3 separate regions of the Homo sapiens genome follow, and regions 1 and 3 are each linked to region 2. A link is a loop called in an ENCODE intact Hi-C map of the cell type or tissue named here. Cell type or tissue: GM12878. All regions are shown on one strand.

The links. Peaks named below come from ENCODE experiments on the same cell type or tissue, not always from the same donor. Only the 100,000 strongest peaks of a DNase experiment are listed, where the experiment ranks them.
Region 1: it touches region 2 in a loop (4-fold over the local background); 72 of 110 quality-filtered maps call a loop at or near these places.
Region 3: a loop joins it to region 2, with 4 times the contacts of the local background. A loop is called at or near these places in 2 of 110 quality-filtered maps.

What each region holds. Positions count from the first base shown.
Region 1 is chr1:66,332,084-66,340,083 of GRCh38, reverse strand. PDE4B (phosphodiesterase 4B) reads right to left here. Exons shown (of 17, transcript NM_002600.4): 8 at 7,464-7,576. Among named protein-coding and RNA genes, the nearest start is that of SGIP1, 200 kb to the left of the region's middle. RefSeq lists a silencer at 1-98 and enhancers at 2,989-3,038, 3,099-3,148, 6,432-6,481, 6,512-6,571. In GM12878, no CTCF peak of the experiment used is centred here; a DNase peak (open chromatin) is centred at 3,963; H3K4me3 peaks cover 5,922 bases; H3K27ac peaks cover 7,516 bases.
Region 2 is chr1:66,278,405-66,286,404 of GRCh38, reverse strand. The region is part of intron 7 of PDE4B (phosphodiesterase 4B); the gene reads right to left. Among named protein-coding and RNA genes, the nearest start is that of PDE4B-AS1, 230 kb to the right of the region's middle. RefSeq lists enhancers at 3,641-3,720, 3,771-4,070. In GM12878, a CTCF peak has its summit at 3,891 (motif pointing left); DNase peaks (open chromatin) are centred at 2,504 and 3,854; H3K4me3 peaks cover 1,023 bases; H3K27ac peaks cover 3,940 bases.
Region 3 is chr1:64,957,352-64,965,351 of GRCh38, reverse strand. All of the region lies in intron 1 of JAK1 (Janus kinase 1), which reads left to right. Among named protein-coding and RNA genes, the nearest start is that of JAK1, 5.2 kb to the left of the region's middle. RefSeq lists enhancers at 2,805-2,904, 5,097-5,176, 5,187-5,236. In GM12878, no CTCF peak of the experiment used is centred here; a DNase peak (open chromatin) is centred at 4,431; H3K4me3 peaks cover 4,964 bases; H3K27ac peaks cover 2,421 bases.

The DNA of each region.
Region 1 (8,000 bases), 54 kb before region 2:
AAACCTATTGACTGTGGCACAAATTTGCCCTGGCATCTTCTTGTTTAGTAAGTCCTGGCTTCCAGATGTCTGAGCTATCTCCACTTGTTGAGCACACTTTTACTCAGAAGAAAAATGTTTTGGAAGAATACTGCAAATGCAAGCACCATCGCCCTTGGTTTTTCTTTCATAGACAACAATGGCATACAACCTAGGAGCCTTTTAGACTCGGACATATTCTAAAAAAAAAAAAACAACAAAAAAAACAAACAAAAAAAAACTAAACAATTTTTAAAAGATGAGAAAAAAGTATTAAAAAAATGGAGACTAAACATTTATTCTGCTAACGGGTTGAATTCTATTTTTGAAGACTAGTGTTCTACATTTACATTTACATTTGACAATCTAAACATAACTATTATTTTTTCCCCAATGTGGAGAAAGATACTCCCCTTAAAATGATTTATTTATCAGATTTTGAGACTATTATGCTCTCTTATCAGGTAGCCAGAGGTAAAACAATCAAAGGCAATGTCCTCTTCATTTCTGTTTGTTTTTTAGAGACTTGCTCACTTGAGGACTTTCAAGTGAGTTAGGCAGAAAGATTGGGCCAAATGGATTACCATTGAGTAAAGAAATGGTTCTGTTAAAACCAATGAAGAACTATTTGAATAAAACAAAACAGATTACAAATCAAACTTACTACAAAGCACCAAATAACTTTCAAACTCTTTGATTTGCTAAGTTTTGAGAAGACTAGAACTTGGAATACTGAATTGCACTAATACTAATACTCACTAATACAACTCCATTTTGTCATAGAAAGAGTAACTGAAACAATGACAAAGAATAAATAGCTTAATCTTCTCTTTCATCTTTATTTGAAGACAATGCCCAAGGAAAACAGTGGACATGTTACTTCCAAAAATTTCCCTTACATATTACTGAAGCATTAATTCTCTGTTTTATGGTCATGTTCCATGCCTTGGAAAGGTTGTGGCATATAATGAAATTGCCCAAATCATTTGAATGATCATATAAATTAAAAAATAAGAATAACTTATCTCTTTTTTTTTTTTTTTTTTTGAGACGGAGTCTCGCTCTGTCGCCCAGGCTGGAGTGCAGTGGCGGGATCTCGGCTCACTGCAAGCTCCGCCTCCCGGGTTCACGCCATTCTCCTGCCTCAGCCTCCCAAGTAGCTGGGACTACAGGCGCCCGCCACTACGCCCGGCTAATTTTTTTGTATTTTTAGTAGAGACGGGGTTTCACCGTTTTAGCCGGGATGGTCTCGATATCCTGACCTTGTGATCCGCCCGCCTCGGCCTCCCAAAGTGCTGGGATTACAGGCGTGAGCCACCGCGCCCGGCCAAGAATAGCTTATCTCTATTTCCCTTTTTATTTTGAGAAGCAGGGAAAAAGGGAATTTGGGGTTAGTCTACAGTGCTTTGAACAGACCTTTACTATCTTATCTTAGGCTATGTTGGAGAATTTTAAGAAACAGATAGTGAAGTGAGCAAATTGATCTGAAATAGGCAATGGATTAGTTTAATACTATTATTTGCATTTTTATGAGCACTTTATAACCATTTTCTATAATTGCGATTGCTCTTTCCCCTTACACTGCTTCCCAGGCAAGAAGACTGAGCTTAGGGCAATTAATGGCCATCCTAGAGGCTGTGAGTATGGTAGCTACAGAATATAAATTTGAACTAGGCCTCACTAATAATGCTTGCCACAGTTGAAAGAACAAGATCACCCACCAACCAATCCAAAATCCCCTTAGAAGAATTATTAAATAACTCTAAACTTTTTTCTTTCTTTATATGCCTCATTGGGATCATTGATGGTAAGTCAGATGGACTGGATATGAATCCTGGCTCTATGATTTACCTTAAGCAAGTTATTTCAACTTTGTATGCCTCACTTTACTCATCTGTAAAGCAGGAATAATAACAGTACCTATTTCAAAGTGTTACTGTGAATATTGATTACAGAATGAGGTAAAGAGCTTAGCACAATGTTTGCATACACCTGTAAAGGTAGTTCTGTTGTTTACTAATATTATTCAATCAATAAACTGAAGAGCTGGGTCTTTTCCAATTATTTTGTTTTATAGAAGAGAATATGGAAAGATTCCAAATAGTTTTATTGTCTATATTACTATACCTAAGTAAAGGCAGGGCTAGAACTCAAACTCATGGCTTATTCCTAGGCTCTTTTCACTTTATTTTGCTCCCTCCATAATTTAGTCTATATAAATCTGAGCAGTAAAGAGAGAAAAGTTGAACCAAAAAAATGTGTGAGTGCCCACCTGGCTACCAGAACTGATTTTAATTCTATTCTGCCCTCTAATCCAGGGTCACCTCTAACATGTGTGGGGCCACACACTGTAAGTCTAAATATACAAAGATATACATTGAGCTATCTCCTTTACCTTGACAGATATCCCTCCATAACAGCCTGGAAGGTCAGGTTGAATTTAGAATTCTTGAACTCCTTGGATATGGGTTGGCCCTCCTCTTTCCCCATGTCCTTCCATCTCCAGGGACCTGTGAGCAGCCGTCGTGAGCCCTGGACCGCAGCCTGCTTACCCAAGTTCCTCCTACACAAGTCTCTTCACACCTCTCATTGCTGCCTCTTGGTTAAACTCCTTAGGCCTAAGGGTGTGTATGCCTGCAGCACATCCCAGGAAGAGGCTTGTGTGGCCGGGAAGTGGGTTCAAAGCCATTTGGACAGAGAATGTGGGGGTCCAGCAGATGCAAAATGTAGTTTAGAGAGGGGAGCAAAGCTGCTCCCTTGGCCCGGCCAACTCCTTACTTCCTTGGGTGGAGGGCAGCAGAAGGAAGGCCAGGCTAAGGCCCTCTGATTACAGCACAGGGCCCAGCAAATGGATGCATCTTATGCTAAGGGCGGCACTGCTGTAATCATATCATTACATTTTAGGCAAAAGTGGCATGAATATTCCTTTCAAGGACTGAGCGCCTGTCTACCCTCTCTCTTACAGAGTTCTAAGATGAATCCATTGGCCAGTAAGATCTATTTCCTGTCAGTTCTGCAGGAGCTGGCATTTTCCATAGTTATTGATTATTTAGTTAAATACAAAATGGTTCACCCCTCATTAGGGCAATCAGCCTGTCATGATCACCATCCAGTGTCATGCAGCCTAATTCCCAGCTGGCTCGGGGCCTGGTAGAATAGTGTGACTTTATCCTGCAAACCCAAGAGCACTGGCAATTAGTTGCCTTTGTGCTCCATGTTTAGTACTGTAGTATGGCTGCACCTGAAGAACTGGAAAAATAAGCCTGCATAGCCAGGAGGACTCACTTCCTCATGATGGTTATCTGTAGCCGACTTCACAATGCCTTAAGAGAAGAAGGACCATCTATCTTCCATTTCTATCTTAGCAAACATTTACTCAAGTGCTAAGTCCTAATGCTTCATTCTAAAAAAAAAGTACTAATACACAGGGCCACTCTTCAACAACAGAATATCCATTTTCACCCAGCAGCACCCAACCTTTGTTCTGCATATAAAACAGCCCCAGAGCCAAACCAATGGAGAATGAAAAGGACAGTGGAGGGCGTTTGTGGGGGAAGTGAAGACAGTGACTAGTTGCTTGAATATAGCTTTTCTGAATACCACAGTATGTTCATCTTTTGAAAAACATTTAGCATTCTGGGTAAGAATGACCCTTTTGACGTTTTTCACCTGAAAATTCTAGGTGAAAGACTAGGTTTCTCAGTACAATGAGGGAAGGAACACCTCCCCATTCCCCGCCAGTCACAATTACGCCTCCCTGGGATTGTTCTGGGTTGGTCCTTCCTCAGCCACTGTTGTTGCAACCCTGTACTTTACTGACTGCGTCTGTCAGGAAGGAGACAGGAAATTGTAGTCACCCTCACAGCAGCTGCGCCATTCCTCCTATCCTCCTCTAATGACGTTGGTTGGCTTTGGTGACACGAGGTCAGGAACTGAGCCACAGTGAAGGTCAGGAAGATAGGTCACTGTTTATGCCGTTGTTGGGCTGGGGACCCTGCTGAGGCTATTTGCTTTCTTCCTTTCTATACTGTTTCTCTTTCCGTTCCTCTTTTTATAATGGAGAGCCAAAGCATCCTGTTTTCAAAACATCTGACTGTTTTGCCACTGAGGAACTCATGCTCTGATGCATTTTGCTGAAGTGTAAGACAATTCTTCTAATTCAGGAGGTGATGAAAATTGAAACACAAAATTAATGAACAATTCTAAGAAGGCAATCTGTTGTTAAGCAAAACGGCTAGCTCTAACATGTCTAATCGAATTTGGGCAGCTGGCAGGAGGTTCACTAGCCATCCTTTTCATCTTAAATAACAATACCATTGCCTTGTAAAACTTCTGCTGAACTTATTCCATCTTCTAGTAATTCTTGGAGGAAAATAATTTACAAGACTAACCTACCTGGCAGCACCATTCTCTAAAATTCTGGAATTCCATCTGGACTGTGGCCAGCATTAAGGGATCAGAGAAATTTGGGCCAAACAGAGGACGATGTTTCTTAGCTAACTCTCTAGGCTATGAAGTACATTTGAGAAAGTCTTTTAGGAGATTTGAATCACTCAGTTTTCTTCAAAATTTAAAGGATTAAGGAAAACAAACAAACTAAAAAAGCACAACCCTACCTAGATGAAGTAAAGATGAAAGATGCTTGCTTTTCCTCCACCAAACACAGTTAACTCTCTACCAGTTGCATGTAGACTGCACTTATGTAATTCCCAAATACCCCTCAGCATAACACAATTTCACCTATCGCTGTTCTTAAGATCAGACATTGCAAACAAAACTTAGTGGCCACGTAGCTGAAACAGAACTAGGAACACAGAGTTTTTGCAAAAATGTAGTGGATACCACTGATAAGTACACTCCCTCTATAACATTTCTTCACATCACTTCCAGATCTGCAACTCAGAGATTTACACTGGCTCCTTAGTTGATAAGGGTAAGCAAAATATGGCCAAATAAGACTACATAGTAAAGGGAGTGATGATCATGATAAAGTTTTAAGATGTCAACTTGGATGGAAATCTCAGATAATTTCAGCAACATTGAAAACTGAATATGGAATATAGTTTTTTTTTGCCATGGATAATTCAGTTCCCAAAGAACTGGTGTAGATCAATTTCTTTCTGGTGGCCACAAAAATGTTTGCATTGCATTATCTCGAACTCCTGGGCTCAAGCAATCCCAAAGTGCTGCCTCGACCTCCCAAAGTGCTGGGATTACAGGCGTGAGCCACCACTCCCTGGCCTCATTGCCTTATATCATATGTGTCATGGTGCATGTTATGCTCAAGCTTAACCTGAGACAATTATCTGAATAATCAATAATTTTTTAAAGGTAGTAAAGTAAAAAGAGATATTTTTAAAAATTAATCTTAGCTGTCAGTTGGGCATCATTCATGCACTAAATAATTGCTTTCCCTGACAACCTTTCCACTGTAGAACTAGAAAATGACTGAGGCTGCATGCTTTTTACTTAAGCTAACTGTGTCAGCATTGAAGGTTAGCCCTTTTGTTAGGGTTAGCTCTATTCAACTTTCATTGCTTCCTGCACACAACACCATAAAGGAGGAGCGGAAGCCTGAGGGATTGGAATCCTCACCCGTGTCTACAGAGTGCCTGGTCTCAGAGCCTTACTAACTACTATGCTGAATAAGATTATTTTTAATAAATTTGCAAGACAGTCAATGTCTAATTCCAGCACTCTAGGCATGAATGGGATTAGAATACTACAGCATATTGACACTCAAAATGAAAATTAATGGCAATTTGTAGTTTCTCAGGGGGTACTCTTTTTCTCTTCTTGGAGTTAATTGCCTGCTTTATCTTGGTGACTCTAGTTAGTATATTTTGGTGACTATTGAAGTTTGCCATGTTCTCTATGGTGAAAGCTGTTGAAAAACTACCCCATAAATGTTGGATCTACATCTTGCATAGCCGTCAATTACCACAAAATACAGGGAACAGAGTGTCTGCTAATGCTCCAAAGTAGGCTCAAGCCTTGTGAAAGTCCTTCTACATGGAGTCCCAGTGTGATTTGGAGAAGTTACACAGCAAAGCCCTCCTCATGGGGAAGCAGTTGGTTGAGTTTTACCCCAGCCTGGAAAATCCCTGAGTTTAACCTTCAATTGAGAACTTCAGAGAAAAGTCAATAAATAGTTAATCCTCAAATGTGTTCTTTTCTTTTTTTTTCCCTTCCAACTTAAACTCTAAACTAAAATTTTAGAAAGGGACTTATTTTTGCCCTTTCATTAACCAATAAACAAAGAGTTCCAAGTAGGAAGAGTCCCCCCTCCCCTCCTTCAGGATCTCCTGAGGACACACTGCTTCCTCTGCGCAGATCCTCTGAGCCGCAGCCAGCAAGCCTTGATCCAAAGGTGGTACTTTTACCCCAGGAAAGCTGGAGAAGGGACACACACTCACTGGTGCACCTCAGGGCTGGAAAGGGCATGCTGGCAGGTGTGGAGCAAAATATCTTCTCAGCCCCAGAAACGTAGACAACAAGATGATACTTCAGGCTAGAATGACTGGGACTCTGAAATGTGCACCTATGAGGGTATGGTGTAAGGCTTTTTAACAAAGTGTATGTGTGTGTGTGTGTGTGTACACACACATATATAACTTTGTATAACTTTATAGCAATATGTATTTAATATAATATTCTCCAAGGTAAAAATACAAACAAAAAGCAACAACTCTCACTACATAAATTAGCATTCTAAGTCCAGGTGTTAATTAAACAAATGATATAATGATAGATAATTAAGGCTCTTCAACATTAAGCTTTGTCTGGGGATTGTAAATAAAACCATTTTGGGGGCAGTATGCATGAAGCAATTTCAAATGATTTCACTATGAAAATCAGCAAACTTAAAGAAAACCTCTGGTTTTGGAGACAAAGCATATTGTTTCTTTTTTATCTTAGGTCATGCCAGCATCGCAAAAGAAATCTTAGAAAATCCCAGGATATCCTTCTTTTTAGAGGGAATTTATCAAACTTCAACACAGACCATTCTTTCCCATTGATATATGAAGGTTAAACTACTTTCTTGTTTAAAAATAAATATGTGACACCTGATTGCAATGCAACAAGACTAACTCAGATTTTAGCTTCCTGATAATTGTAAAAAAATTTTAAAGCACTTTCAATGTTATATTGATTTGGAAGCTTTACAGACAGACATCTCTCACCTTAAACCTATTCCAAACTGCATCAGTAAGAGAGAAGTTTTGTTTCTGGAAATTGAAGCGTACTGAGGATTTTAAACTTTTGCTGTAGCATCAAGACACAAGTAGAGTGTGACACTTTGGAAGAGAATCTTCTAGACAAAGCAACAAACATATTCTTAGAGTTGGTAGCATTCCCTGGTGCACTCTGCTGCAGACAGGGGTGAGGGGAGCTGGAGCTCCCTGCATGATCACACTTTAATGAATAAAAAGATCATCTCTTACCTTGTTAGAAGCCATCTCACTGACAGACCGGTAGGTCTGTATGGTCTCTAGCTGGTCTAAACACCAGTCTAATTCCTCCAGCGTTTCCATTGCTAATTTTTGATAAGATTCTTCTGCAAACAAACACACAGGCATGTAGTTAGGCTGGAGCGGCTGCAGGCTGTCCATAGCAGAGTCACCGCTACCACCGCTGATTCCGGTGCTACTGAAGGTGCCCCCGTGCTCCTTCATTATTTGCACGCTGGCTCCTTCCTTCCAGCTCTCTCCACCAGGAGAACAAATCACAGTGGTGCTCTGCCTGGGATGGCTGGTGCCAAGTTTCCCCCCAACCCCCCGCCTGGATGAGGTGTCGGTGATCTACCAAGAAACTTCCTCTGAGGAAGAAGGCGGAGGGAACGGTCTCTTATAAGCTCATCTGCATAAATGTGTCCTAAAACTAAAGGCAGAAGCACCAAAGAGTTTTCTCAGACTCTCTCTGCCTTAGTCATCCCAGGGTTCTTTAGGGTATGTGATGTCATTTCTGAGTGCTTTGCCATC
Region 2 (8,000 bases):
CTGCCAAGGCCACAGGCTATGTTTCTGCCTTTTGAGTTTTAATAGCATTTCAAAATAAAAGATGAAATGTTAGGTGCACTCCCTCACCTGTGATTCATAATTAGTATTAATGATGGGGCTCATGACGAGAAAATGTAAAACAAAACATACAAAAAGTTCCAACTCCTCAAAGTTTCAGTTTATAACCCTGAGTAGGCCATTCCCCCAATTTTACAAAGAAAGGAAAATTGACTAGTAGACTTCAATTACCAGAAGCACATGGCATCTTCTATGGAGACTCATGGGCCAAGGAAAAGAAAAATCATGTTTATTTATTTAGCACTTATTTATTTAACCTTCTAGCTGGGTTTGGTTGTTGGATCTGGTTTTACATCCTGAATTACGAAGTTTATGATGGGAAAGTGTGTCAGCTGTTTGCTGAAGGAAAGGAAGTCCTCTATTCTTTGTCTTCTCTTGTTCATAGAATCAAGCATCCTAAATGATTGTTTAGAGAAGTTAAAATATGGTACAATTAGGAGCCTTACCCTAGTTTGGCTTCATTGTCAACACCTTTGGTTCTTTCTTCCTGACAGTGCCTTTGGTAAGCTCTTGTTACTTCCTGCCTGCAGCATTGTACAGCTCTTTTCTTGGTTCCTGTCACTCCTCTAATCCGTCTGGGCAACTGCTGCTTGAGTCAGGATCAGCTAAGATATATATACCATGGAATACTACTCAGCCATAAAAATAATGAAATGGTATCTTTCACAGCAACATGAGTGGAACTGGAGGCCACTAGCCTCAGTGAATTAACTCAGAAACAGAAAATCAAATACTGCATGTTTTCACTTATAAGTGGGAGTTAAACAGTGGACACATGGACATATAGAGTGAAATAATGGCTGTTGGAGACTACAAAAGGTGGAAGGGTAAGGGGGTGTGAGAGTTGAAAATTTCTTAATGGGTACAATGTTCACTATTTGGGTGATGGATACAATAAAGGCCCACAGACTTCATCACTATGCAATATATTCATGTAAGAAGCCTGCACTTGTACCCCCTAAATATATTTTTAAAAATCAAAAGTTAAAAACAAATAAATAATGCTGCTAATAACATTTGTGTTCGACTTTGTGGAACATATATTGAAAGACTATACGTCTTCAATTTGTGTTGTGTAGATATCTAAGAGTGGAATTGGTGGGTCATATGGGTAAATTTACGTTTACCTTTTTAAGAACTCACAGAGTTGTTTTGAGGCTTAAACATTACAAGGAAATGCCCTACCACCATGCTATTCAGAGAGTAATGATCAATAAACATTGTTGTTGTGATTGTTGCTCTTGTCGTAATTTCATCTTGCTTGCTATATAGATGAGGAGGCTAAAGCTCAGAAATGATTATGAACTTGCTCAAGATCACACAAGTAATCCCAATTCATCAATCTCTGTTATGTTTTCTGATTCCAAGCCTGAATCTGCTTCCTGTCACTGTAGCCAAAACCACATTAACCATCCCAAGAAGCACTGCTTTGATAATGTATTTCCCTGATGAACAAATATCAGTGGCTCCTCGCTGCACACAAAATAAAATCTTGGAAGGTATGCAAAGCCCTTTTTTCTTTGCCCAGCCATCTTTCCTGTCTAATGTCCTGCATATCCCTACACCCTATCCTTTCTTCACTAATCCCCTAGGGTGACTTTCATTCCAATAACTAAGCAATTAAACCTATACTTTTTCATCTGCATACTTTATTTTTTTGAGATGGGGTCTTGTTTTGTTGCCCAGTAGGAGTGAAGTGGTTATTCACTGCAATGATCTTGGTGCACTACAGCTTCAAACTCCTGGGCTCAAGCAATCCTCCTGCCTCAGCCTCCTGAGTAGATCGAACTACAGGTATGCACCACTGCACCTGGCTGGCCTCCATTTGTTTGAGCATGGTCTGCCCTCTTAAAAACTATTTCTCACTTTGCCTTATGAAATACTATCTATTCTTTAAGGCAGAGTTCAAATCATATATCTTATACCTTCCTTGTCCTAGTCATGGTCAGAATTAATATGTAGTCTCCTAATCCACTTGGTTATAATAGGTGCTCAAAGAATATGCTAACTTGAGCTGAAATGGCTGAACACTTGGCGTATAATGAATGACCGAGCTATGGGAAATACTAATTTTTAAAATTTAATAAAATCCAATTTATAAATTTCCTAGGTACAGCTCAGTACAGAGTGTTATTTGTACTTAGGATAGGATCTTGCTCCCAACTACCTGCCTTCCTGTGTCCTTCCAGAGCACTTTATTCATGCTTCTGAAAAATTCTTATTACACTGCGTTATAAATCAAGTTATGTTTGTCTGCCCCACGACTGTTAACTCTCCCAAAGAAGAAACCATGTTTTATTCATTTCTGTATCTCCATTATCCAGCATTACCCAGGCATAATGCCTGATTCATGTTGTGGTGAGTACTCGCCAGGTGCTTTTAGGGTGAATGAATGAGTCAATGAGAAAGTGGTGAATGAATCTCTCTCTCTCTCTTTCTCTCGCTCTCTCTCCCTTCTCTCTCTCTGACACAGAAAACCCATTAAAAGTAAGCAGTACTCTCTTGTCTGACATCAGAGTTCTAAAAGACATTTATCATTTAAGAAAGAGAAGAATCTTCTTTTTGGTGTGTTGTTAACCCCACCTCCTCCAGGATGGCTCATATGATTAAGTTAGCAAGCATATGTGTGAGATATCTTCCTCTCAGTTCCTCAATACTTTCTATACAAGGGCCACAGAAAAAGAAAGAAGAGAAATATTGAAAGAGAAAAAAAATTCCAAATTATACTTACGCAAGCTCTAAAACATGGTAATTTTTTAAAAAGTTGTAAAAATTCTGGATTCTACCAAGGATCCATCAGAGGGCTTTGCGCATAGTAGAAACATTGTAAATATGTGTTGAATAATTGGATCCAACAAACATTTATTAAGTGCCAGCAAACAAGACCCAGTTGCAACCTTCTAAGACTCCTGACACAAGGGGACTGACATACATATATACATATATATATACATATATACACATATATATATAATAGTAACAATAACGGCAATGATGTATTTGGTCTTTCCTCTATAATTGGCACTATTTTAAATGTTTTACAGAAGCAACAAATTTAATCCTTAAAACAACTCTAAGAGGAAAATTTTAAAGATGAAGAAAATGAGGATGAAGCAACTGAGGTATGCAGAAAGTTTAAGAAATGATTAGTCTAAAAATAGTAGAACTGGGATCTAAATCCAGGCAGTGTGGCTCCAGAATCTCCTTATGAAAATGCTTTTAAGCTTAGGTCAGGCACCATGTCCCCTTCCTTTTTATTTTCCCAGCACTCATAAGCACTCAATGAATGTTTGCTAATGAACTGTGCCAATGACAAGGCTAACAGGGATTATAAAAATAATAAAGATACACTTTGTTATGAAACAATAGTATGGCCTCTTGTCAGGGTAGGAGAGGTGGAAGAAGCCTAGGTTTTGGAGTTAGACCAAAGAGACCTAGGCTTGAATTCCAGATTCTTACTGAGGGGCTGTTTCCTCCGTGACAAAGAATTATCCATGTCAACACCCACACACCACTATTTTTGGGCCAGGAGCCATTATAGAAATCTGAAGTAAGATTGAATTCTAAGACTCAAAGACTCAAAATAATTTAAACTAAAGATGACTGAGTCTAGAAAGGTTAAAGGATTTACTTCTGGTTACACACCTGGTTGGTGCCAGTACTGAAATTTAGGTTTCCTGAGTTTCAGCTCAGTGCTCTTTCATTTAAGTCACACAGTTTCACTTAAGGTAGGGAAGCTGAACAAAGCATCATAAGAAGCAAATTATTCAAAATGGGACTTTCCAGAGCCAGCCTAGAGTTGGATGGCTGCCTCCTTGTGTTCAAGCAAGACACACCTCAGTTTCACTACTGATCTGAAATCTAATTCTCTCTCCTTGTGATGTCAGAGGCTGGGGGTGTCTTTTAAGCAGTGAGTAATGCACTGGAGATATGTCTCCCACAGCTCTGTTACGTCCTAAAAATTCTCCCCTGCCTCTTTTCCCTGCCAGGATGGCTTACTCAAAACCCAAAAGTCTTTCAGGGAAGGAGACTTATTCCTAGAAGAGAGGAAGACACTGCCACCTCCCTATTGGCTCAGTTATTCCCATGAGGGAAAACTAAAGCTTGAAATGTATTTTCTTCTAAATTCTCTCTAGTTCTAGAATCTGGAGGAAAAAAAAACAGATTAAATGTTGCTGAAGAACAAGTTGGTATTGTTCAGAGACAGCTGAGAGTGATTGGAACCACAGATGTAAACACCATCTCAAGGGTGTACGTACCTTCAACGCAGGTACCTGTGTGGGCATCACATGCACCTTTACTTACTGGACAGCACAGAGAGCTCATGCCAAGTACACAGGCTTCTGAGCCAAACAAGGCAGTGTTCACATCCTAACTCTACTGCTTACTAGCTGAGTGTCTTTATGGTTCCGATCCTAGGTCTGTCTGTTACAAGCTGAGTGAGTGTCTTTATACTACTAGTTACATTCATGGAGGCATAGTTTTATTGGTTAAAAAAAATGGGATAATGATATTGACTTAATAGAAGGTTGTTGAGGATAAAAACAGATCTCCTTTGCAGAGTACCTAATAGAAAATCTGATACTTAGCAGGGGTTTGATATTGTGATAACACCTCCTCCCCCATGCCTTGTATTTGAAACAAATGCTTTATGGACAGACCTCTGAAAACAAGCAAAATACTTTAGGGGCAGTGTAGAACTGAAACTGATTTACCAAAACACAGTTCCATCATATATGCTCCTAACACAAGAAAAATCTCAGAAGTGATTGAATCCACCCTTCTTCCGAATGAGGAAAACCCATGTTAAACTTCCTACATATGTCTAGGCAAGTGATCTTCTAGCAAGGGAATGCAGAACAAATCACCTCCCAGAGAAACCCACTCCATTTTCTTCCAGATCTCTAGTGGGTTAAAAGGCTCACTGAGGCAAAAACCTCTCCTATAATTCCCACTCACTGTTACTTGTCTTTGCCCTCTGCTCTCGCAGCACAGAAGGGAGAAAAGGTAATATTTCCCAAAAACTGTTCCCTGTTAAAGATTAGATGGAATCCCCTCCACAGAAACTTGAGGAGTGGGGCAATAAGTAATCCATCAACAAATTTAGAAAAGGGAATTGTAGAAGCATGTTCCACTTCTGCAGAAGCAGAGGGAGTAATGTGTTTTTACAACTGGAGTAAAAGTATCAGCAGTAGGTTTAGTTTAGTAATTTGCTGGGAGCAATTCTTTATCAGAAGATAAATAAGAGTGAGCAGGAAACTGCACTTGGAAGGCCAGTCCATAAGCATAGATACCCAGGCCTGTGAACTATCTGTGCCATGCTGCCTGTGATGCCCGTGCAGGTACCTGAGTTAAAGCTATGTACACCCTGGTGACGATGTTTACGTCTGCTGTGCCAGTCACTCTCAGCTTTCTCTGGACAACACCCTCTTGTTCCTGAGCTACATTTAATCTGCTATTTTCTCTAGATTCTAAACTCAATAGGCCTAAAATATTCAAGACCAGAGGCAGGAGCCAAATGTCTTTAAAAGACTTACCGGAAACATAGGAATACGGAGGTGCAATCAGAACTTCGGCATTGTGGCTTTAGAAGGGGGCCTGGTGCCAATGTGCTCTGCAAAGAGGCTGGAGGAATTTTTAGTGACAGGAATACAAGACTCACAGGGAAATGGAGATAAGTTTTAATATCCAGGTGTGAGAAGGAAGGGCGTCTCAAGGATAACCTGGCAAATTGGATTCACATTCAAATTTCCAATTTGTTTTTACAGGGAATAAAGTTTCATACTCAACTCTGTGGAAATGTACATAAAGAATGCTCCAACCTCACTCCTACCTCCCCTGAGATATTTCTGGTCCAAATTAACTTCTTTTAAAGATATTTCCCTCCATTGAGTTTAAGATAATCAGTTGTGTGTTCCAGATACTAGGCACAAATTGATTGGCATTCGTGTAAAGCAAAAGCCCAAGATTTTCTCTTCTCTCATGTCTGCTCAGTAGAGAGAATGGTGATGTGTTTGTGTGGCCACCAATATTTAACAGGTGTGCTGCCACTACTTGCGCACTGTCAAGGTGTTCAAAGTACCAATAGCTTGCGCTTCTGGTCTTTCGAACTATCATTTGGTTTTCAAAACAATTCTGTGAGCTAGGATGAATGATTATTTTATTTTGTTTTGAAGTGAAGACTCAATCAGAAATAATACAAAAATTTTTATTGTCCTGGATTTTATACATCTTGTTTGTAGAAGAGCTAGGCATAATTCCAGTCTAATTCCAAAGACAGGTGTTTGGGGTTGTTGGTTGATGGGTCCTTGATAATTAGTTGTATGTGCTGACTTGGCTAGTCTATAGTGCCCTGTTATTTAATCAATATTGATCTAGGTGTTGGCTGTGAAAGGTATTTTGTAGATGTGGTTAACATCTACAATCAATAGACTTAAAGTAAAGGAGATTACCCCCGATGATGTTGGTGGGCCTTGTGCAGTCAGTTGTGAGCAGAAACTGTGGCTTCCTGGAAAAGAACATATTGTGCCTGAAGACTGCAGCATTAATTACTGCCTGAATTTACTTTCTGCTCTATAGATTTCAAGCTTGTCAACCACTATAATTTCATGAGCCAAATTCTTAAAGTGAATATTGTCCTACTGCTGATTCTGTTTCTGTAGAGGACCATGACTGACACAGTCCCTATCTTGATGTATCTTACTTTTTTTTTTTGAGACAGAGTCTCGCTCTGGAGTGCAGTGGTGCAATCCTGGCTCACTGCAATCTCCACTTCCCGAGTTCAAGCGATTCTCTTGCCTCAGCCTCCTGAGCAGCTGGGATTACAGGAGTGTGCCACCACATCTGGCTAATTTTTTGTATTTTTAGTAGAGTCGGGATTTCACTATGTTGGCCAGGCTGGTCTTGAACTCCTGGCCTCAAGTAATGTATCTTATTTCTTATTTCCAAACGGTTTAAACTCACAATCAGAGTCTAGGTCTTATTCACACAAGTACTCCTCCTTCCTCTTGGCTCAGTGAGATGCCATAATATAAAATTTTAGCTTAAGGAGTGCACACACACCTGACAAATAATGAAGGAAGAACTTATGCCCATGACATAAAGAGCTATGATGCTTTTAGAAAGCAACATAGGACATGTACAGGAGGGAGCAATTAGGCAGGACTCATCATTTGAGGCTTTCCAGAGGGAAGTATTTAAATTAGATTTAAGGGGCCTATATGGAAAATGGTTTGGAAGTGTGAAGAGCATGCAGAGAGGGGTAAATCAGGGGAAGGCCTTGCTCTGTGGATGAGGAAAGCCAGACTGCCTAAACTTGTGATGAGAGGGAAGGAATAAAGGAAAACCAGGTCAGTGAGAACAGAGACCCATTGTGTTGACAAAAAGCATGCAAAGAACCCTTATTTTCCCCTGGGATATACAAGTAACAAACCAGCACACATGCACGTATGCATGCACACACCACACACACACACAAACACACATACACACACACACACGGCACAGAACTGGAACATTCAGAGAGCTGAAGGATTCATTGTTTGTCCGGGCAGGTACCCCGTGCAGCTGCATGAAGCAATAAAGGAGCTGCTGCTACTCAATGCCTAAAAGACTTCCGAGCTTACAAATATGTGAAAAGCTTCTTCCAGTGTTTATTCACTACACTAAAGGTGTGTGTTTACTTCACAGAACTGAGCCCTTGTTCCTTTGAGGCCCTATTAGCAATGCAGGGATGAAAAGGAAGTCATAGTGTTATGTTCTTAGTAGGATGACTGGCTCTTTTGGTGAGACTGTCCTTCCAAAGGCAGCAAATGGAGAACTCCGGAGGTTTAGCCTTGCATTTGCTTTCCAGAGAGATAGTCACATAGCCCAAGAGAATGAAAAAGCTCTTTCATGAGCCCAGTTTTCTTTTTGTGCAGATG
Region 3 (8,000 bases), 1.3 Mb after region 2:
TCTTCTTACTACGTGGCTGTGAGCTGCCTTCTGCCCCTGGTTGAGTACATCGCTATACATGTCATTGACACTTTTCCCCCCAAGTCATAGGGTTTTTCTCTCACTGGCAGGAATTTACAGTGGTATAAAATTGTCATTACTTCTTTCAGGGAGTAAAACATGGGTAGTTAAGTGATGAGAATAATGCAGAGAGAGATGTAAATCAGGGCGTGTTTGGTTTTGGCTATTTTTTTATTTTTTGAAGAAAAGATTTGAGTTAAATATGGGTATAGGCACAGTAGATTTTGTTTAAGATGAGCAATTCGTATTGATTGAATCTTTGTTCTTCCCTTTCCAAAACCCCATTATGTGTTGTTTCTTGATTTTGCTTTTGGTGACTCTGATGTTTTCCAAGACCAGGGGATTATTTTCATTGAAGGATCAATGTGTTCTTTTGTACTTTGTGGTGAAGATTAATGGAGACCACCAGGGTTCCAGACATTTCTGGTACAATATGCTTTGTAATGTGGAGAAAATGTCTCCCCTGTATAGATCCAGATCACATTTAAAGATGTGAAGACATCATACTGGAATGACTTTGGACATTATAAATAGGAATAATCATAACCTCTTCTTAATTCTGTATATCATATTAACTAAGTGCTTTGACTGAGTCTTAGTTTCTGCAAATAGATACAAAACTATGTTTTTTTACTGCTAGGATTGCAGTGTGATACTCCACACTGAATACAGCCAGTTTAAATGGTTTCCTCCATTTCATACTATACTAATTATTTACTACCATTGGGAAATGATTGTAGAGAATGCATAAATTAGATATAGGTAAAATAATTCAAACATTTCCTAAAATATAACTACATTTCAGTTGTTGTAATTTAGGATCTTAACATGAGCTTGGCTAAAGCCATATACTTCCGACTGAAACAAGCATTGAGAACGTGTAGGTTGATACTCATTTGTGTAGAGAGAACAAGAGAACACTAAGGTATAACTGCATAGCAAAGACCATGATCTGTGTTTTCTAATTCTCAGATTCCTCTGGTGTTTTTTTCCCCTCAAAGACACATCCCATTTTGTATGTCCTTATGTCCTGATAAGATAATAGCATGCTGTTAGAAGATTTATTGTCTGAGATGTGAATATTCATACAAATAAATTTTTCTTGTTCATTTTCACATTTAAAACCATTATTTTAAGTGGATGGGGAATTGGCTTATTAATGGAATCTCGCTGAAGAAGGAACATTGGATGTTCTGTGATTATTGTGGCTCAGTGGTATATGGAACCTTGTCATTGAACAGGAGTGTTGGAAGGAACTTTCAGATTTTTTTAGACTAGTAAGGGTATGATTTTGCACCCAATGAGATATTTGCAGTTTCTGGAGACATTTTTGGTTGTTACAACTTGGGGGAAGGGAGCGGTGCTACTGGTAGGCATCTAGTGGTTAGAGGCTAGGGATGCTACTAAACATCCTATAACGCACAAGACAGCCCCCCATCCCAAACAAAGAATTATCCATCTCAGTAGTGCCCAGGTTAAGAAGTCCTGCTTTGGAATACTGAGTAAGGAGCAAGAAGATCTGGGCTCTTGTGGCAAATTTTTTCACTTCAGGGCACCTCTTTTCTTCATTTGCAAAATGGAGATAAAAATATTCTCCCTGGTCATCTCGCAGAGTTTTGGGGGGAAGTCAGGTAAATAATGCATGGAAACTGTGACGTGCTATGCAAATCATAACTAATATGAAGAGTATTTTTCATAAGTGAATCATTAGATTTACCGGTAGTTGAGGGAACCAGGGTTAAGGCAATATGTTGAGTAAAAAGCCGCCTGTGGATGGTTTGATATTATCGAATTCTTTGTTATTCATTTTTTGGGGTAAAGGTTTTTTTAGTATACTTAGTTTTCTTATTGTCAGAACATGTACTTTTTAGCTCTATAATTTCTTTAAGCAAAGGTTATTTTTCCCATCATAACAATAAGGAGAATTCACTATAGAAAAATTAGAAAATATAGGAAAGTAGAAAATAGAGGGAACAAGTCATTCATGCTCTACTCGCTTGTCCATTTAAGCACACTCACATCCTTGCCAATTTCTTTTCTATAAGAGCAGTTAGGATTCAGAGAATGATGAGAGAGAGTAGCTGGTGACCAAGGAAGGTGTTCCTTGTTTCTGTGCCCTTCATTTCTTTCTTTTTTAATAATTACGATGTAAAGGTAAATTACATTATAGTAGGCATCAGAGACATCGGTTCATTGTTTTTATTATTATTTTTATTTTTCGAGATGGTGTCTCACTCTGTCGCCCAGTCTGGAATGCAGTGGCACAGTCTAGGCTCACTGCAACCTCTGCCTCCCAGGTTCAAGTGATTCTCGTGCCTCAGCCTCCCGAGTAGCTGGGATTACAGGCACGTTCCACCATGCCTGGGTAATTTTTGTGTTGTTTTTTAGTAGAGATGGGATTTCACCATGTTGGCCAGGCTGGTCTAGAACTTCTGATCTCAAGTGATCCGCCTGCCTTGGCCTCCCACAGTGCTGGGATTACAGGCGTGAGCCACCGCGCCTGGCCTGGTTCATTGTTTTTATACTTTCCTTGCTGCCTCCAAGCCATGTTCTCATTCAGCTTGTTTCCTCTCTGCTTCTTACTCTCCCCCGTGCTCAGCTAGGTGTGCCACTGTTGCTTCCTGTCTCAGAAACCCTCTGGTTACATGGGATTTCAAACAGCTGTCATGTTGAAATGACTGGGTTTCAGGGACCGGAAACTAATTCCTGTGAGTATTCTTTCCTCTGAGGTGCACCAGCCTTCTTGGCAGTTTAAGGCGACAGGAAAGCATAAAACATTAAGCTCATTTCCGTGATACCTCCACTTCTGAGGGTTTATGATCCATGATTCTTTGTAGTTGGCAGTGGGCACACATTCTTCCTTGGTGCTCTGCGGATAAACTGCCCAGTCCCGAGGCAAGACCTGCTTTAGAAGCAAAAGGATAATTTCTTTTAAGTCTACTCTGGCCAGAAGATAGAGCTGGCGTTTGTTGGGATATTTTTAATCTGCAGTAACTGAATTTATTTAACAGTACTATTCACACTAGCATTTTATACATTCTTTTATTCATTTAGCAAATACTTGTTGAGCTCTTGCAGTGAATCTCAGAGAGTGAATAGACAGACAACAAAACAGGTACAAATCTGTCCTCGTGTGGAATTTACAGTCTAGTGGAAGACCCTGAGGGCATGTTCAGTTTTACAGTTGCAGACTATATGCATGTAAAAGAGTAAATCTTTGTGATTGTAGAATGTTTCCTAGAACCCTTCATGGCACTCCTTTGAAGTTTGAGGACTAGGAAGTAGCTTCCCCTTGTTATCTTTCTTTTTTTAATGTTACAGATTAATTCATTCTTTGTATGCACAGACATCTCTTTGGTACCTATTAAGTGCCTGGCAGAAGGATAAGACATAGTTTATATGGAAATAAACTTGGTATACATGGCTGTAACACATTGTGGGTGATGCTGTAGTAGCAGTCAGAATTAAGAGCTCCAGGACCCTGAAGAGAGCTAATTCCTGCGTGGAGCCCTTGTCAAATGCTTTTTTGAAGAGGCTTCATTTGAGTTGGGCCTTCAGGAGTGAGTAGGAGTTCCTTTGTTTTAGGGTGGGAAGGAAGTCTAGGCAGAGATACAGTGTGAGCAAGGACATAAAAGTGGGCATGTACGTGGTGTCAGTGGCAGACTTGGAAGTGGCCACTAGATTAGAGCAAAGACTGCTTGGGAGGGAGCGGAAGGAGGTAGGGCAGGACATGCAGGTTGGATCCAGATTGTGAAGACCGTAGCTCTTTCCACAAATTTGTGAGCAGTGTTAGGTTAGGGACTGAGGCCTCTGTTGAACGAATGAGTGGGGAAGATGAGAAGCCATTTGAAGTTTCCAAGCTCAAGAATAACATCGTTAGCAAATGAAGACCTGAAGCACTGAGAGTTCTATGAAGGGTGAGCTTCATCTGACCATTGTGCAACTCTCTCCTCCCCATCCCAGAAAACGCCTTTTATTATCTGCCATTTATCAACTATCCAGAAGACTACTAGGAAACAAGAAAGGCTTCGAGCCAAGCAAGATGTCATGAAGTTCATCCATGCTTTTCTTACAGTGGAATAAAACCTACTTTGATTTGCTTTTAATTTATAAAGACTTTTTTTTGACAGTTTATCTAACTGGTTTTTAAGCCATTAGGAAATTAAATACAAGAAACCTAAGAGGCAAGAGTTGTTAAGTGGATGAATACAGGAAGACATGTTCTCAGAGGCAAGCAGTGTTAATTTTTATCTTAGAAGTGAATAAGGAGTTTCTACTGGTTTATGACAAGGAGAACCAAAACTCAAAAGTGAAACAATCTGGGGCATTTAGTGGAGGGCAAACACCATTGTCAACAAGCTAGCAATTTGAGGTTGCATTGTTAATCACAGCACAGTATGGTGTTTGGTATTGGTAATGATCATCAAGCCATGAAGAAGAGGTCAAGTTGTTGAGCATAAATGAAGTGAAAGTTCACATCTCTAGCAGAAAAGGGCAACTTCAGATGTCTCATTTAGGGGTTAGGAGGTATGTAAGAAGGTCTGAGGACAATATAAGAAGCTGCTTTCAGAGAATTTCTGTAGACAAATTCAAAGAAGAGGTTTTCTTCAGGGTGAAACACCAGTGAGGAATCTTTGCTTTAACTCAGGGAAGATTACTTAAGAGTGAGCTGCGAGAGAAGGTTGACTGTGAAACCTAGGAAGAGGAGCTGCGGCCGTCTGCATAGAAGATAGTAATAACTTGAAGCCGGCTGTAGGAGACTAAATCACATCAATTTATGGTACCTCTGAGTAGAAAACAGACTGATTGATTGTCTTTTAGCCTTGTTTTGTTTTTTGATTCTGATAGTCTGTTTTTGGAGGCTCTGGATCTACACTGTATGATTTGATCCTAGCTGTGAGTTTGCAAGCAAGTTACGCCTGTTTCCTTATCCATAGAATGACAATAAAGACAGTACCTACCTCTGAGGTTGTTTTGAGGGTTGAATGACTATGCTTAAGATTTTGAAGTGATGCCAGCATGAGCTGAAAATGTGCTAGCTATTTTTACATTTTATTTTATTTTGAGACAAGGTCTCGCGCTGTCACCCAGGCTGAAGTGCAGTGGTGTGGTCATAACTCAAGTCAGCGTTGACCTTCTGGGCTCAAGCAATCCTCCCCACCTCAGCCTTCCGAGTAGCAGGAACCACAGACATGTGCCACAATACCCAGCTAATTTTTAAATTGTTTTGTTGAGAGAGGTTTCATTCTGTTATTCAGGCTGGTCTCGAACTCCTGGGCTCAAGCAATCCTCCTGCCTTGGCCTCCCAAAGTTTTGGGATAATAGGCATGAACCACCATGCCTGGCTTATTTTATTTTAATGATTGATAAATAGGATGTGTATTTTAAAAAAAACCCTCAAATTATATTCAGAATGTTTAACATAGTAGGGAAGATGCCACCAGTAGATACAAAACAAAAACTAACAGATATATTCTATGTTAGATTTCAGTTAGCAATGAGTAAATCAAAAAAGAAGGCAGTTTCTCAAATCTAGAAGGGTTTATTACGTAGACAGTGCCAAAGGTGCTAGGTAAATTAGGTTTTACTCTTATTTTTAAGGAAAAATGACTAACAAAGGTGCTTTTATTTAATTTAAAGTGCCATCCAAGGTATATAATTTGGTAGGAATGTATTTGACTTTCTGGGAAAGTTAATGTGAAGATACTGTGTTGACCTCACTGATTCAGTTTACTTAGCAAGTTGTGGGCTATTGGCAGAGGCACCATGTATACCTGTTTGTAAAACGGTGTCTTCAGAGTTGTGTGGAAATTAAATATCTTGTAAATCAGATAATACTCCAGGGAGTTTTGCTGGTAAGGAATTATAAGAGTTTAAAGGGACTCTCAAATATGTATTCAGTTTCTATGGAATGCCCTTTTACAGTTTCTGTTTCCATAAACATATTTTGCTTTCCTAAAGCAAGATTTACCCAAAATGTAAAAGTGTGCAAAGAGTTGGCCCTTCCTCCTAATCATAGATGTGTGTTTTAAAATATTTTAAATGTATTTCCTTCTTGGTGATGTATATGTTGGACTGGTTTCTTGGGTCTGGGCATTATTTATACTCAAGAACAGTTGTTGCCACGTGATTGGAAAAGCGCTATTGATGTCATTCTCATCCCATATGCTTTGACAGCAAAGGAGTTAGCTGTATCTTCCCTTGTCTTCCCACTCTAGAATGAGAAAGACAAGAAAGCTCCCTAATTTGATTTGTATGGAGGGGGAGTGGGTAGGAAAGTCCACTTCAGCTGAAAAGGCTGACCTGTAGGTATTTAAAACATAAATTTAGGTCTGTTATTTTCACATACACTTGGTAACTCAGACTGGTCTGAATATAAAGTAGAAATAGCTAAGAACCATTTGTAATGAATGCAACTCTTATTTGTTTTTAATGGTGTTTTAAGGACTTAAGGGTATTAGAACTGACAACAGTTTATTCAGTTAAGCACAATTTTATCTGGAGGCTTGCTTGCACAGTTAATTTGATCAGGTTGTAGTAAGGCTATATAACAGTTTTTTTCAATTATGATTTAAAATAATGTTTATATTGTACTAAGAGAAAAGATAACAGAAAACAACTCAAGGAAAAAATAATCTGCCAAATATGTGTCTTTCCAGATAAAAATTTTGTTATTAAACTAGTTTGGTGGATCACACACAGGGATGCGGACAGATGCAATATATATTATAAAGAAAGAAGTACAATGGCTTTTTGCCAGGTGTACCTGCAAACCCATTTTAGCACTAATTCACATAACATAGACTAAAAAGTAATATGCTAATGTCTTAATTTAATATTCTGACTGATTTTGTTCAGTTAAAACCATTCTGTAAAACTTAAGGCAAGTCCACGAATCACAGTATACGGGTTATCTTTTTGGGAAAATCATTTGATGTATGGTGGTAACTCCAAGGAACCTCATGTTTTTACTTGTGTAGAACGACCATTCACTTGGGTTGGTTGGAAGTAGGAAGAAGTCAGAGGAGGTCATATTGGCCCAAACATAAATTGTAAGCCCACTTGATGTGATTTAGGAAGCAGGCCACCTACCATCTACAAGCTGGCTGAAATACAAATGCTCTTAGGTTTTCATGTTTGTTCCTTTATTCAGCAACTCTCTGTAGATCTCACTGTATGTGAGAACAAGATGGGCTTGGCTCCTGCCCTTAGAAAAGTTCCTTGCTAGTTGAAAAAACAATTCAGCAATTATATTACTGTTTGTTACAGTGATGCTGAGTACCGGGAGAGATGTCAGAGGTGGGTTGTAAGAAAAGGGAGTCTTTGCAGTACACTTTTTTTTTTTTTTGAGACGGAGTCTCGCTCTTTCGCCCAGGCCGGGCTGCAGTGGCGCTATCTCGGCTCACTGCAACCTCTGCCTCCCGGGTTCACGCCATTCTCCTGCCTCAGCCTCCCAAGTGGCTGGGATTACAGGCTCCCGCCACCGCGCCCGGCTAATTTTTTGTATTTTTAGTAGAGACGGGGTTTCACCATGTTAGCCAGGATGGTCTCGATCTCCTGACCTCGTGATCCGCCTGCCTCGGCCTCCCAAAGTGCTGGGATTACAGGCTCCCGCCACCACGCCCGGCTAATTTTTTGTATTTTTAGTAGAGACGGGGTTTCACCGTGTTAGCCAGGATGGTCTCGATCTCCTGACCTCGTGATCCGCCTGCCTCAGCCTCCCAAAGTGCTGGGATTACAGGCATGAGCCACTGCACCCGGCCTGCAGTACACTTTTATACATGGAAATCTGAAGTGTGAAAGAGCTGTGCCAAGAGAATGAGGAGGATTTCCAGTGAGAGGCACGAATATGTGCCAAAGACCTATGGTGGGACCAACACCCTGCAGCTGGTGCAGAGAGAACAAAGGTGGAGGCTGGTGAGGCAGGAAGGAACCTGGTC